Linked DNA regions of Homo sapiens: region 1 is linked to region 2. Evidence: read pairs that join two places in POLR2A ChIA-PET (ENCODE). Cell type or tissue: PC-9. All regions are shown on one strand. Each heading gives the region's core, and the rest is flanking DNA. Links, peaks and the distances in the headings are about the cores only.

Region 1 (6,294 bases), core at 1,295-6,294, 200 kb after region 2:
GGATTCATGGGGCTCAGCATACAGTCACACCCATGGCGATGATTTATTACAGTGAAAGTATACAAAGCATTAATCAACAAAGGAGAAAATTGCATAGGACAAAGTCCAGAGGAAACCAGGCTTCTAGGAGTCCACTCCCTGTAGAGTCAAACAGAACATGCTTAATTCAACACATATGAAATGCTGTCTACCAGAAAATCTGATTAGAGAGTCAATGCCCAGAGTTTTAACTGGGGGCTGCTCACATAGGCATCCTCTGCCTAGCACATGTCAAAATCCTAGACTTTCAGGAGGGAAGTAGGTGTTCAGCATGAGCCATATTGTTTGCATAAAGTTTAGGCACAGTGAGGCATCTTGTTAAGGAAAGGTGGGAATCTTTCTGAAATCAAGTTCCCAGATGCCAACCGAGGCCAGGCTTGCAAACAGGCCTTTCTATGTGTATCAGTCTCAGGCCTGCTCTGTTAACTGTCCTGCACAGTAGATGCCCAGTGGCCTGCCACCACTGATGACTCCATAAAATGCCAGTTGTTTCTAGAGATGGCAGAAGGTTGGCAGGAATGCCCCTACTTTCTGTTGCATCAAGCCTGGCAAACATCAGTAACTTATTACAGCCCTATTTCTTGCTAAGCCTAAGACAGCCTCAGAATCCTTCTCTGAGTATGTCAAGCAGTCCCTACCAGAAATGAAACCTGTGCCATTCCAAACCTGTAGTAATTATTCTGATGTTTACATGTGTTCTATAAGGAAAGGACTGTGAATCATGACTGCTCTTTGTAGTGCCCATACTTATTACCATATGAAAAAAAAACGAATTTGAATGGTGACTGGAAGCCTTTTTGAAGGACCCAGGATCATCATAGAAAACCTTATTGAGACCCTGTAGATTTATCGAAAAAATGGTAAGCTTGACACACCACCAAGTGTTGTAGAGGATGTAGATCATTAGGAACTTGTATTGTTTGCAGATGGGCTGTAGTCAAGGGTAACCACTTTGGGAAACAATTTGGCATAATGCGAAGGCTGAATATTTATGTAACCTATAATCCCTGTCATGTCCTATCCAAAGGATAGAGCCAAGGGGAAACTTGGACATGTACCTCAGACACATGTAAGACAGTTCAAGGTAGCAGTGTTTATAATAGCAGGAAACTATTGATGGAAGATGGACAAATCCATTGTGGTATATTCACACAGTGGGATATGATATAGCAATGAAAACAAATTAACTACAACCACAAAGAGTGGTGAAAACAGCCAAAACCAAACAAAATGCTTAAGTACACACTTGTGAAAAAGCACATCTGTGTGTGCACACATGTATACACACATATGCATGTATCTGTGAGCACATACACATGTACCTTTCGATAAAGCAAGTGCAATGATATGGTTACCCCTGGGGAATGAAGGATTAGGAGACTCATCACCTTTGGAAGAAGAGATAAGAAAATGGAACAAGGAATGAATACAGAGCCAGAAGCAAGTTATTGGCAATGTTTTAGGTCTTGGGCTGTGTGGTGGGTTTATGGGAGTTTGCTATATTGTATATTGTATCACTAACATTTAACAGTCTTATGTATTAAATAATAGTTTTAAAAAAGTTTTTATCTTGAAATATTGTTCCTCATATTTTGGTGGAATAAGCCTGGTGCTTTCTGGCTATGTTTGTCATAGGCTGACCTGGATATCACCGAAATAAACAAACTAACAGCAGAAGCTATTCAGACACCCCTGAAATCTGCCAAAAGTGAGTACCTTTCAAAACTCCTTGTTGTACAGAAAGAACTGAGGCTCAGGTTGCTTGGTTGGCTGCTCAGGCAGCGCCTTGTTGGTAGAGCCTCTTCCCTTTAATGTCTGGTTCTTAATCTTGTAAATCCAAAAACTTGCTTTTGGATGGTGCATTTAGTTAATTTTTTTTCCCCCGAACAGCAATTCAAACCAGAAATTTAGTTAATTTTAGGCAGGACTGCTAAAAACCAAACTCAAGACCCGTGTGCGAGCTAAAATGAAAGTGAAAAAAGGGGGGAAAAAAGCTGTGCTAGAAACCAAACATTGTTGCCTGCTTACTTTCTCCTGGGTTAAATAGATGACAAGATTTAGAGAGGTGTTAAAAGACTGGTAACACCAACTGAGACGCTCCCTGATGTAATCAACAAAGTTGAAAGCGAATTGAAAAAGGAATGACTTTCTCTGCATATAATTCAAAATTACTCAATTCAGGCCAGGTGCGGTAGCTCACGCCTGTAATCCCAGCACTTTGGGAGGCCAAGCTGTGAGGATTACTTGAGCCCAGGAGTTCAAGACCAGCCTGGGCAATGTAGTGAGACCTTGTCTCTGAAAAAAAAAAGAAAGAAAGAAAGGAAAGGAAAGGAAAGGAAAGGAAAGGAAAGGAAAAAAAAAGTTACTCAGCTAGGCGTGGTGGCTCACGCCTGTAATCCAAGCACTTTGGGAGGCCGAGGTGGGTGGATCACGAGGTCAGGAGTTCGAGACCATCCTGGCTAATACGGTGAACCCCCGTCTCTACTAAAAAATACAAAAAATTAGCCGGGCGTGGTGGCGGGCGCCTGTAGTCCCAGCTACTTGGGAGGCTGAGACAGGAGAATGGCGTGAACCCGGGAGGTGGAGCTGGCAGTGAGCTGAGATCATGCCACTGCACTCTAGCCTGGGCGATAGAGCGAGACTCTGTCTCAAAAAAAAAAAAAAGTTACTCAATTCCATGATCTATCCACATAAAATCATCTTACATACATGTCCCGCACTCTGAGAAACACTGTCTTATAGGAAAAGTTGTATGGGAAACCAGGTTTTGACTAGTGAGCAAGGAATCGGATCAGGATGAATTGTGACATGGACTTAATGTCACTGTCATTAAGCTATGATAGTTTGATGCATCCAATTCTTATAAGAACATCCTGACCCATGGCCAGGATTTCGGGGCTACACACCAGGGCACGCTCTACAGTAGGCAGGGCAAGCTCAATTATTCAGAATGCTGGGCTGTCCCTACAAAGCATCATATGGGGTCTCTTAACACTCTGGTTAGTTTCCTTTGTCTAAACCCTCTTTCTTAAAAAGTCTTCTTTATTTTTAGTCCATTTCTTCCTTGCAGCTTAAGATTGTGTACATTTTATTCCTATAAGAAATGTGAATGCACAAAACTTTATTTTCATCAGAAATACCACCCTGTTGAAACTGTTTCTTACAGCACGAAAGGTAATACAGGTAGATGAAATGATAGTGGAAGAGGAAGAAGAAGAAGAAAATGAACGTAAGAATCTTCAAACTGCAAGAGTAAGTGGACACTGAGGTTGGAGGCTGGGGGTTATCACAAGACAAGCAAATACAAATGCATAAAATACACTGTTGTACACCAGAGCTCACAGTTTAGTAGAGATGATCCTACTTTACATGGCAATGACAAAAGAGATAATTGACTGGTGTGCAAAGTGTGTAGAACACAGAAGAGGAAGCTAGCAAGCCTCCCCTACCCCACTAGGACATAGACAGGCCTTTCAAGGTGAGTGAGAGTCTACTAGCTAGAGAAGAAAGGGAAGAGGAACAGTATTCAGGATAGATGGGGGAGGCGGAAAACTGAAGATGAGGAAACCAGTTAGAAGCCTATGAATTCTTGAACTGACATGCTGACACTATAGAATGAAGGGATGGTTTTTAGATAGGTTTTAGAAAGAAGTGGCATGGTTGGTGGAGAAAAGGAGGAATCAGAGACAACTGCATGGTTTCTAGCTAAGGCAAATGCTATCCAGTGAGGTGTGGGACCCAGGTGGCAGAGGGTGCTGGACTGGGGGTGGTGGAGCACATGCCAATTGCATGACATGTTGACCATTCATTACTTTTCCAGGACATCTAGGCTAGACAGAAATTTCAGCCTGGAGCTCAGGGAGAAGAGGGAGATTTGAGAGATACACTGCCTCCCAGATCTTTAGGTGTTTGTCCCAGTGTGGGAGTGGAGATGGTTGTGCAGGGAGAGCAGGAAGGGAGGGAGTCAGGGTGGACACTAGAGGGAGGGTAGAGAGAGGAGCTCCTAAGGCAGACTGCCAAGGAAGTTAGAGAAGCAGGAAAGACAGATCCATCACGGAGGACAAGGGAGGAGAGAATATATGGAAGATAAGGAGTGATTCTTGCCAGGGACCTCCCAGGCCCCAGGAAGGGAGCACTGCAGGGTTTGCCTTTGATTGGGCACCTGGGACGCCCTGAGTGACCTTCACAGCAGCCCTTTATGTAAAGTAGTGGGGTACAAGCCAGGCTGCAATCAGTTCAAAAGAGATTTACCTTTAATCTTGGTCAAAATCCTCTATTTTGAAAACCCAGCCAGTGGAAGTCCTTATTCAATTAGTTATGTTCTGAACTTTTTAAGTCATTGAATTCTGAGATACACCTTATTATATTTAGTATTAACTATCCAAAGCTTGTTCTTAATGCTTTAAAAAAAAAAAAAAAACCCTCCTTACCTTCCTCTTTGCTGGGTTTTTTGTAACCTTAGTCTCATTTGATTGTGACTGCAGGTCAAAAGGTGTCCTCCATCCAAGAAGAGAACTCAGTCCATACAAGGAAAAGGAAAAGGGAAAAGGTAGTGGATTTTCTAAAGTTGTGGTGTTTTGGGTTTTATTGGAGAGCCATATATATCATGGCAGAAAGTGAGGGGCAGTGAAAAGGCTCTGGTGGCTAGTGTTTGAAAGCAGCTTAAAATCACTGAATCCTTGAGTATCCAAGCTGGAGGGGTCTCTAGAAATGACCTAAACCAAAACCATCTCCAGTACTTTAATGTACATTCTCTATCCTTCCCCACTTTTTTTTTTTTTTTTTTTTGAGACGGAGTTTCAATCTCGTTGGCCAGGCTGGAGTGCAATGGTGCAATCTTGGCTCACTGCAACTTCTGCCTCGCGGGTTCAAATGATTCTCCTGCCTCAGCCTCCCGAGTAGCTGGGATTATAGGCATGTGCCACCATGCCGGCTAATTTTGTATTTTTAGTAGATGCGGGGTTTCTCCATGTTGGTCAGGCTGGTCTTGAACCCCCGACCTCAGGTGATCCACCCACCTCAGCCCCCACTTTTTTTTTTTAAGTATAGCAAGAACTGCCTGTTATGTTTCAGTTCCTGATAGTCCATATGTAGAGCTACCCCATAGCTCGTCATAGAGTGGCTGTCACTTACCTATAATTGGTTTCTTGAAATGTTTTGTCCAGTCCTGCAAAGTGAAGAACCTCTATGGGCTTGAGTTGATTATACTGGACTCTACCATAAGCCATGTGGGGGAAGGTACAGCAGCTTAGGAGAGTAGTCACCGGGATGCATGTCTGTGGAGGAGCGAACTCATTTCTCTTGAGCAGTGCAGCAGCTGCCTGGCACAAGGACAGAATTCCAGCTGGGGGAGCCTTCGCATGAAGAGGCTGTCTCCTTGATTAAAAAGTCAGATTCTGAGGCTGAGTGTGGTGTCTCACACCTGTAATCCCAGCACTTTGGGAGGCCAAGGCAGGTGGATCACTTGAGGTCAGGAGTTTGAGACCCGCCTGGCCAACATGGTGAAACCCTGTCTCTACTAAAAATACAAAAATTAGCCAGGTGTGGTGGTGCATGCCTGTAGTTCCAGCTACTCGGGAGGCTGAGGCAGGAGAATCGCTTGAACCCAGGAGGTGGAGGTTGCAGTGAGCCAAGATTACGCCATTGCACTCCAGCCTGGGCAACAGAGCAAGACTCCGTCTCAAAAAAAAAAAAAAAAGTCAGATTCTGGAGGCAGACTACTTTGGTTCAAAGTTTTGGCTCCATCCTAATTGGATATGTGATCTTGGGCAAGTTTTTAAAACTTGATGCACCTGAGTTTCTGCATCTGTGTATGAGGATGGCAGCAGTGCTGGCCTCCCGTGTTAGAAGGGTCACGTGAGTCGATGTGTGCGAGGCGCCCGGAGCAGTATCTCACAGTCAGCTCTCCACGTGTCACTCCTCTGCTGCTGCCTTCGTGGAACCTGAGAGTTGGCATACCTGATGGCCATTTCTTACCTGTAGGTCAAGCCGTGCTAACACTGTTACCCCAGCCGTGGGCCGATTGGAGGTGTCCATGGTCAAACCAACTCCAGGCCTGACACCCAGGTTTGACTCAAGGTGAGTATCGAGGGAAACACTTGGATTTGATGGGACTCCAACATTGAGCACTACCCAGAGAAGGAGTGTCTAAGAAAATACTCCTAGGCCAGGCACGGTAGCTCACGCCTGTAATACCAGCACTTTGAGAGGCCGAGGCAGGCGGATCACTTGAGGTCAGGAGTTCAAGACCAGCCT
Region 2 (8,214 bases), core at 1,322-6,321:
TGAAACCCTGTCTCTACTAAAATACAAAAACTAGCTGGGCATGGTGGCACGCACTGTAATCCCAGCTACTCAGGAGGCTGAAGCAGGAGAATCACTTGAACCTGGGAGGCGGAGGTTGCAGTGAGCCAAGATTGCACCACTGCACTCCAGCCTGGGCAACAGAGCAAGACTCCGTCTCAAAAAATAAATAAATAAATAAATAAATAAATAAATAAATAAATAAATAAAGTATGTGACCTCTTTCTCTCCTTAAAATACAAAAACCATAGGCCAGGCACGTTGGCTCACACCTGTAATCCCAACACTTTGGGAGGCTGGGGTAGGAGGATTGCTTAAGTCCAGGAGTTCCAGACTGGACATCATGGTGAAACCCCATATCTACAAAAAATACAAAAATTAGCCAGGCAAGGTGGCATGTACCTGTATTCCCAGCTACTCGGGAGGCCAAGCACAGGAGGTCAAGGCCACAGTGAACTGTGACTGTGATGATACTGCACTCTAGCCTAGGTGAAAGAGCAAGAAACTGTCTCTCAAAAAAAAAAAACAAAAAACAAAAAAAAAAAAAAACAAAAAAACCACCTAAAAGTTGAAGTATATCCAGATGGACACCCCAGACTTTAAATCAAGAGTTATGACTCCAGGTTAGGAACACTCAAGCTCTGAAGACAAATACATTTTTCTAATCATCTACAAAATTGCCAGCCTCTCTGAAGTGGTCCGGCTGATACTTACAGCTCGTGGTTTTTTGTTTAACTTCAGATCAATCCTGTGACAGAAAAGATAAAAGATATTTCCATTTTAATTTACAGAAAATGGGTCCCACAATCAGCTACTGCATAGGGCATAAGCTATAACAAAGACTATTTGGTTAAGAAAAATCCACATTCTTCATTAGACTATGTCATATTTAGTTGTTTACCCAGATATTATCAAGCAAGTATTAAAAATTATGAGCACACATTTTTGCCCTAAGGCAAACTTAGCTGACTCTAAAAAGAAATGTATACAGCAGCTACAAAAGCCATATAATTTTAAAACAATTCCAAAACTACATGTTAAAAAGACTGAAGTAAGAGGGCATGCTCTATGTTAATGTGTTAGTTCTGTAACTATATCACTGAAAATTACTGAGACACATGGTGATTAACAACAGGAAAGAGACTAGGAGTTTGTATTTCTGAACACGAAACACAAAATAAATTAAATTAATTTCAATTTTTAAATCTTTCCAAAGCAAAATATCAAGATCTTAAGCTATTATTCTCCTTATGAAGCAAAGCCAGAAAATCAATTTAAATATGAGTTAAAGTAAAGGTTATCTATTTTAAAAGAAATTAAAATGCATAAAAGTGAAGTTTACTTAATTTTGCTTAAGTTATTAAATAAAATGTTACCTCCATCACGTTTTTCTGTTTTTAAAAAAAACTTCCCAGCCTAACCTAATATACATACCTACAATTAAACAGATAAACTATGGGTTAGAAAGGTCTCAAAAAGGCATACTGGTGTCTACACACTAAACACAGCACAAATACTAATTCAAATCAAACTTACTCAAAGTCATAATCAAACATGCCAGACGGGCTGAGGGGCAGCATTTGAAAGGAAGAAAGCAATAGAAATTAATATACTAATTGAATAAATTAGTCGATTAGCCACCCTAGCAAGAATTGTAGAAACAAAATCAGCTTTAAGAATCTTAAGCAACAAAGTATCAAACATCAAAGCACCAAAGATTTTGTGGTCAGAAGATTCCCTTCCTTCAATGGATTTCATATCAGAAGACTAGACTATGAAAGAAAAAGTTATTTCATTAGAAAACTCAGACACCTGGAGCCCTTTTATTAGCTGCCAAATTCGGAGTTAGAACTTTTAAAATATTTAATTGTATTGAAAAATATAATTAGGGCATTAGAAGAAACAGAGAAAGAAAGGTTTAGTTATATAATGAAAGGCACTTTGAAGAGAGTGCTAACAACTCAGCATAATATACTTTCACTAAAATAAAAAACTACAACACAGTCTAAACTTTAAAAAAGGAAAACATTTCACAAATTTTTACTCAAGTTATATGGGTTTGTTTGTTTGTTTGTTTGTTTGTTTGAAACGGAGTCTCGCTCTGGCACCCAGGCTGGAGTGCAGGGGCGGCGATCTTGGCTCACTGCAAGCTCTGCCTCCCGGGTTCACGCCATTCTCCTGCCTCAGCCTCCCTCAAGTTATATGTTCTAAACATGTCCAGGGAACACCATGCTCCTTTTCTACAGCATTCATCCTAAAAGCCCAAAGTTGAATGAATAAACTTCAGTGGTGGAACCTTGTTCCAGAAAATGAAGAACAGTATTGCTCTGCCACCTAAGTAGGTGATGGCAATTAACTGTCTATATCAGGGCTATAATTAAGAAACACAAAAGTCTGCAGCACCCGTATTTATTTATTTATTTATTTATTTATTTTTTGAGACAGAGTTTTGCTCTTGTCACCCAGGCTGGAGTGCAATGGCGCAATCTTGGCTCACTGTAACCTCCGCCTCCTGGGTTCAAACGATTCTCCTGTCTCAGCCTCCCTAGCAGCTGGGATTACAGGCGCCTGCCACTAGGTCCAGCTAATTTTTGTATTTTTAGTAGAGACAGGGTTTCACCATGTTGGCCAAGCTGGTCTCGAACTCCTGACCTCAGGTGATCCATCTGCCTCGGCCCCCTAAAGTGCTGGGATTACAGGCATGAGCCACTGCACCCAGCCTGCAGCACCCCTATTAAAACAAGGGAAAGCTGCCATCCACAAGCACCCAAGTCTCAGGGATCTGGAAGGAGCAGTACAGAGAAGGAGACCATTTTGTGCCATCACCACTAGCAGGCCATGATCTGGGCAGGCCTCCAAAGCAAACATTAACCTGGAGCATGACACCTGCTCCTTCACCGGCTCCAACACCTTCCAGACTAAAACAATAAGCAAATGGCTACATTTAGGTGCTAAAACAATATGCAAATGGCTACATTTCCTCCTAGACAATGTTTGCAAGAGTAAAGCTGGAAGAAAGCTTAATGTCAATATCTCTCACAAAATAGTTTCACTTTAGACATTTGGGAGAGTATACAGTAGGTGTATGAAACTAGGAATTATCAAATATTTCACTTTCAGCCTGACTTGACTTTGTTCACAAATCAAAATAGACTGTATCTAGTTAATCAAAACTTTACAGACTATCTAAAGTAATTTTTTATAGTAACAGAAACTTATAAGAGTAGCTATGTTATTTTTTATTATTATTATTATTATTATTATTATTATTATTACTATTACTGAGACAGGGTCTTCCTCTGTCACCCAGGATGAAGTGCAGTAGCTCACTGAAGCTTCAACCTCCTGGGCTCAAGCAATCCTCCAGCCTCATCTCATCTTTCCAAGTAGCTGAGACTACAGGCATGCCATCACGTCCAGTTAATTACTGTGTTTTTTTGTAGAGACGGGAGTCTCGCCATGTTGCCCCCGGCTGGTCTCGAACTCCTAGACTCAAGTGATCCCTCCACCTCAGCCTCCCAAATTGCTGGAATTACAGGTATGAGCCACAGCACCTGGCCACTATATGGTATTATTTCAACTTTTTCTTTAAAGATACCAGGAATGACATACTGTTCAGGTATCATGTAAAATATAAGAATTCAGAACAATGTGATCACTTATGGATGCTAAAAATTATTTGATAAATTTTTATATTCTGGCGGGGTGTGGTGTGGTTCATGCCTGTAAACCCAGCACTTTGGGAGGCCGAGGCAGGAGGATCAAGCCTAGGAGTTCAAGACCAGCCTGTGCAGCATGGCAAAACCCCATCTCTACAAAACAATACAGAAACTAGCTAGGCATGGTGGCACATGCCTGTACTCCCAGCTACTTAGGAGGATGAGGTGGGAGGATTGCCTGAGCCCAGGAGGTCAAAGCTGCAATGACCCATGATCTCACCACTGCACTCCAGCCTGGGCAATCCAGCAAGACCTTGTTTCAAGAAAAAAAAAAATTTCATATTCCTGAAGAGGGCAAATTCAAGTTATTTCCTTTTGCTTAAGTGCCATATTTATTTCCACCTTTGCTCACCACTAAACAGTGTCTGGCACACAGTAAGTACTCAAACATTTGCTGAAATAATTTATTATTGACTCATCTCACTATATGGGGTATGGCACACTGGAGGATAAACATGTACTATACTGGGTACAAACTTAACAATGTACATAGACACCATGCTCTGTCCCCACCCCAATCTGCCAGCCCTACTGAGATATCAGTCAGCAGTAGTAAGGGACTTGGAGCAGACACAATTCCTGACTAAAGATGGCAGGAGTCCAAGAGCCTTAACTGACCGCTCGTGTGCCATTCAGGCACACTGAATTTTGCTTCCCTAGAAAGGAAACAAATCAGCTTCACTCTCCTTTCTTGGGGCAGATGAGTGCCTAAGGCCAAGGGAGATCAGCCAGATATTAAATCAGAGGGAAGACAAAAGGACAGCAATAAAAAGCAGGATTCTGCTTTCCAAACAGAAAACACTATTTGCGAAGCAGTAACTAATATCGAAGATTTTTACAACTACTACTATTTTTCTGGAAGGAGATAGCTCCTAGGATAGGAAGAAGTATTGTTCCTATGGAAATGTGCTAGAAACTTGCAAGAAGAAAATGAAGTTTAGCTCCTCTTTAACTCCTTTTTATCAGTCACCAGCTAATAACATCATTAGTGGAAATGAAGAACTACCTGAAATAAACAGCTATCTACAGACTATTAATCAGTAATGGGAAAAAGTCCCCGAAACTTTCAAAGAGTTTCCTCCCTACTCTAGACACTATGAAATAAGAAAATAATCACTACTTTAAAATGACACTAGGCCAGACACCGTGGCTCATGCCAGTAATCCCAGCACTTTGGGAGGCCGAGGCAGGTGGATCACCTGAGGCCAGTAGTTCACACCAACACAGTGAAACGTGTCTCTACTAAAAATACAAAAATTAGCTGGGCACAGTGGTGCACGCCTGTAATCCCAGCTACTCAGGAGGCTGAGGCAGGAGAATCGTTTGAACCCAGGAAGCAGAGGCTGCAGGGGCTGAGATCGTGCCACTGCACTCCAGCCTGGGTGACAGAGCAAGACTGTCTGAAAAAAATAAAAAATTAAAAAAAAATGACACTGGAGTAAATTTAATAAAAGCAATACAGAGCATGACATTTAATTATCTTGACAATTAAAAAAATTTTTAAGAATATATTTCTCTGTTATTCGTGATAAGCTAGCACCAGTCTTACTACAGTTGGTCAAATAACCTATAGCCTTTCAAAAATATATGAAGAGGTAGATATACAATTTTTGCTAATTCTTACTACAGTTATGCGATTAGGATGGTGACTTCTGGTTTGCAGAAAAATGTTAAGCAGCAGTCCTCAGTCATTATTTGAAGGAAATACTATTTCTGCAGTCTAGAAAACACCATTACCATCAACAAGAAAAACTCTTAAAATAATTGAAGAACCAGCTGACGCCAATCAAGGAGGTTCAAATCAGGTAGAGTTAATCCTACATTACCCCCAGGCACTGTCATATCCATGAAGCTAACAAGTTTAATACCTTGGGTGCATGAAGGAATACCCTACAGATTTGTAAACCAAATCCAGAAGCAAACTGGAGAACAGGGAATGCCACCCATCCCTTGCATTGCCCCCTTTCACCTGCTCAGCACGCAGTCTTCCAGGAGGAGTAGAACGAATGTACAGTTTCTAGAATGAGAACTCTTACCCTGGCTTCGGAACTTCTAGGAGGCATGGAAACAGGTATGTATAGGGTCTCCATTTCTCCTGGAAGGCTTGAGGCCAGCAAAACTCCTTACTCTAGAAACCGGACATTATACTCTTTAGGTCAAGCTGCATAATTTCCAATTATCTGAGTTAACAATCCCCAGCATGATCATACAAACCCCAGGCAGAGTGAATGCTGAAACCCTCTCTGGGTGACACCTGGCCTCTCTGTCCACTGACGTCATTCCTATCTCATTATGTACTGCAAAAAAACATGGTGCACCAATGTTACACGTTACCTATGAAGACACTCTCATATTTTACAGGCTTTATACTGTTCCTCCAGTATCTGAAGTCAGCATATTGCTGAGAAATACAGAAACAGAAAAATCACAAGCAATAAAAAAAACTTGTATTTAAAGAGAAAAAAAGGCATGTCAAATCAGTTCTCTCCATCCACAAAGAAATAAGAGTAGGCAAAGATCAGAATTACCAGCAGAAGACTTTATCCCACTTTACAGCTTCCCAATAAGTACCAGTGGCATTTTTCAAATACTATTACACAGATTCCATTTCTATTTCTCCTTTTCCTCTTCTAAAAGTATTCCATATTCACCATATGAAACAAGGTTTTTATGGAATAAAACTATTCTACACTAGAAACAGTGAGAAGAATGTCCTGGAGTCTTCCTTGAGGGTTACTCTAATGCCCACCAATTCCTCCCTTTGAGCAAATTAGCCCGTTCACTTGGACCTAATGACTTTCTTGCCATCAGCAACAGAAAGAGTCTGCAGCAATCCTAAAGAGTTTTTATTCTAGGCAATTCCCTTCACAGCAATGGTCATGGGAGCTGCGGGGGTGGGATCCCTGCCACTGACCTGTGCCGGTTTTTATTCTTTCGCTTTTTATGGCTGCTGTGGTGACTCCCTGAGGAAGTAGAAGAAGCAGCCTTCTGAGGTTTCACTCCCTGCACAGATCCATCCAGATCCTCAGGGTCCTCCTGGCTGGGCTCATTTTCCTGATTGTGGAAGTCTGGAGAAGTGTCACTTTCCGTCCCACTTCCTGGCTCCCCTGAAGGAAATAAAACACAAGTTTCCAAATGCATCATCAGTACTCCTCAGGCAATCTGTCCATCAACATGAACACTAATAGGTAGAAAAAAACCATTCCCTATCCTCTAATTGACAGAGAAGATACATGTTGACAGAGAAGATACATGTTGACAGAGAAGATACATACAAAGGATCCAAGTGACCAAAGGTCCTGAAAAAGCATGTAATCTGAAACAATGTAACCAGAGAGAACAGCTCTAAGGGCAGTTTTTGTTTTTATAGAGATGAGAGTCTGGCTGTGTTGTCCAAGCTGGTCTTGAACACTTGGCCTCAAACCATCCTCCTGCCTCAGCCTCCCAGAGCACTGGGATCACAGGCATGAGATACTGTGCCTGATCTATAGTCTTAAAAATATATATGTTTACACAAGTTGTTATTGAGTTTGCTTTTATTAAATGTAATCTACAGTGATGTACAAAAAAAACTACAGTGACTGTACAAAAAAAAAGGGGGGGCCAAAGAGGGAGAAGACAGCCCATTCCTGAATTACTCTGATAAGTTTTCCATTGTTTTTTCTTGTTTTTTTTTTGTTTGTTTGTTTAACCTTTAAGCTCTGTTGAACTTGAACCTCGTAAGTCTTTTTTTTTTTTTTTTTTTTAAGACAGGGTCTCACTCTGTCACCTAGGCTGGAGTGCAGTGGTGGAATCTCTGTTCACAGCAGCCTTCAGTTCCTGGGCTCAGATGATCCTTACACCTCAGCCTCCCAAGTAGCTGGGACTGCAGGTGCCCATAAGCATAAGCCCTGCTAATTTTTCTATTTTTTGTAGAGATGTGGTTTTGCCATGTTGCCCAGGCTGGTCTTGAACTCCTAGGCTCAAGAGATCCACCTGCCTCAGCCTTCCAAAGTGCTGAGATTACAGGCATGAGCCACCACACCCAGCCTGGTAAGTTTTATTTTATTTCATTTTATTTCGAGACAAGATCTCACTCTGTCACCCAGGCTAGAGTGCACTGGTGTGAACTGGTGTGATCATAGCTCATGGCAGCCTCAAACTCCTGGGTTCAAATTATCCTCCCATCTCAGCCTCCCCAGTAGCTGGAACTACCGGCACATGCCACCACACTTGGATACTTTTTTTTTTAAAGATGGGGTCTTACTATGTTGCCCAGGCTGGTCTCAAACTCCTGGGCTTAAGCAGTCCTCCTGCTTCAACCTCCCAAACTGCTGAGATTACAGGCATGAGCCACGCATTCTGCTAAGAATACTTTTAAAATGCAGTAATAATCTTCAGCTGACACATATTCTCAATTTTAAAACATCACTGTAGATTACCTTAATAAAAGCAAGCTCAATAACAACTTGTATAAACATATATATTTTTAAGACTA

The links. ChIA-PET counts read pairs that join two places held together with the same protein. Peaks named below come from ENCODE experiments on the same cell type or tissue, not always from the same donor. Only the 100,000 strongest peaks of a DNase experiment are listed, where the experiment ranks them.
Region 1: POLR2A ChIA-PET joins it to region 2 with 13 read pairs; 5 of 35 experiments call an interaction of 5 or more read pairs at or near these places.

What each region holds. Positions count from the first base shown.
Region 1 is chr1:37,697,231-37,703,524 of GRCh38, forward strand. It overlaps CDCA8 (cell division cycle associated 8), which reads left to right. Exons shown (of 10, transcript NM_001256875.2): 4 at 1,675-1,747; 5 at 3,206-3,291; 6 at 4,524-4,588; 7 at 6,022-6,117. Among named protein-coding and RNA genes, the nearest start is that of CDCA8, 7.9 kb to the left of the region's middle. In PC-9, for the core only: no CTCF peak of the experiment used is centred there; no DNase peak of the experiment used is centred there.
Region 2 is chr1:37,495,153-37,503,366 of GRCh38, forward strand. It overlaps MEAF6 (MYST/Esa1 associated factor 6), which reads right to left. Exons shown (of 7, transcript NM_001270875.3): 5 at 6,652-6,844; 6 at 733-766. It overlaps MIR5581 (microRNA 5581), which reads right to left and starts at 5,842; the gene lies at 5,783-5,842. In PC-9, for the core only: no CTCF peak of the experiment used is centred there; DNase peaks (open chromatin) are centred at 2,899 and 4,169.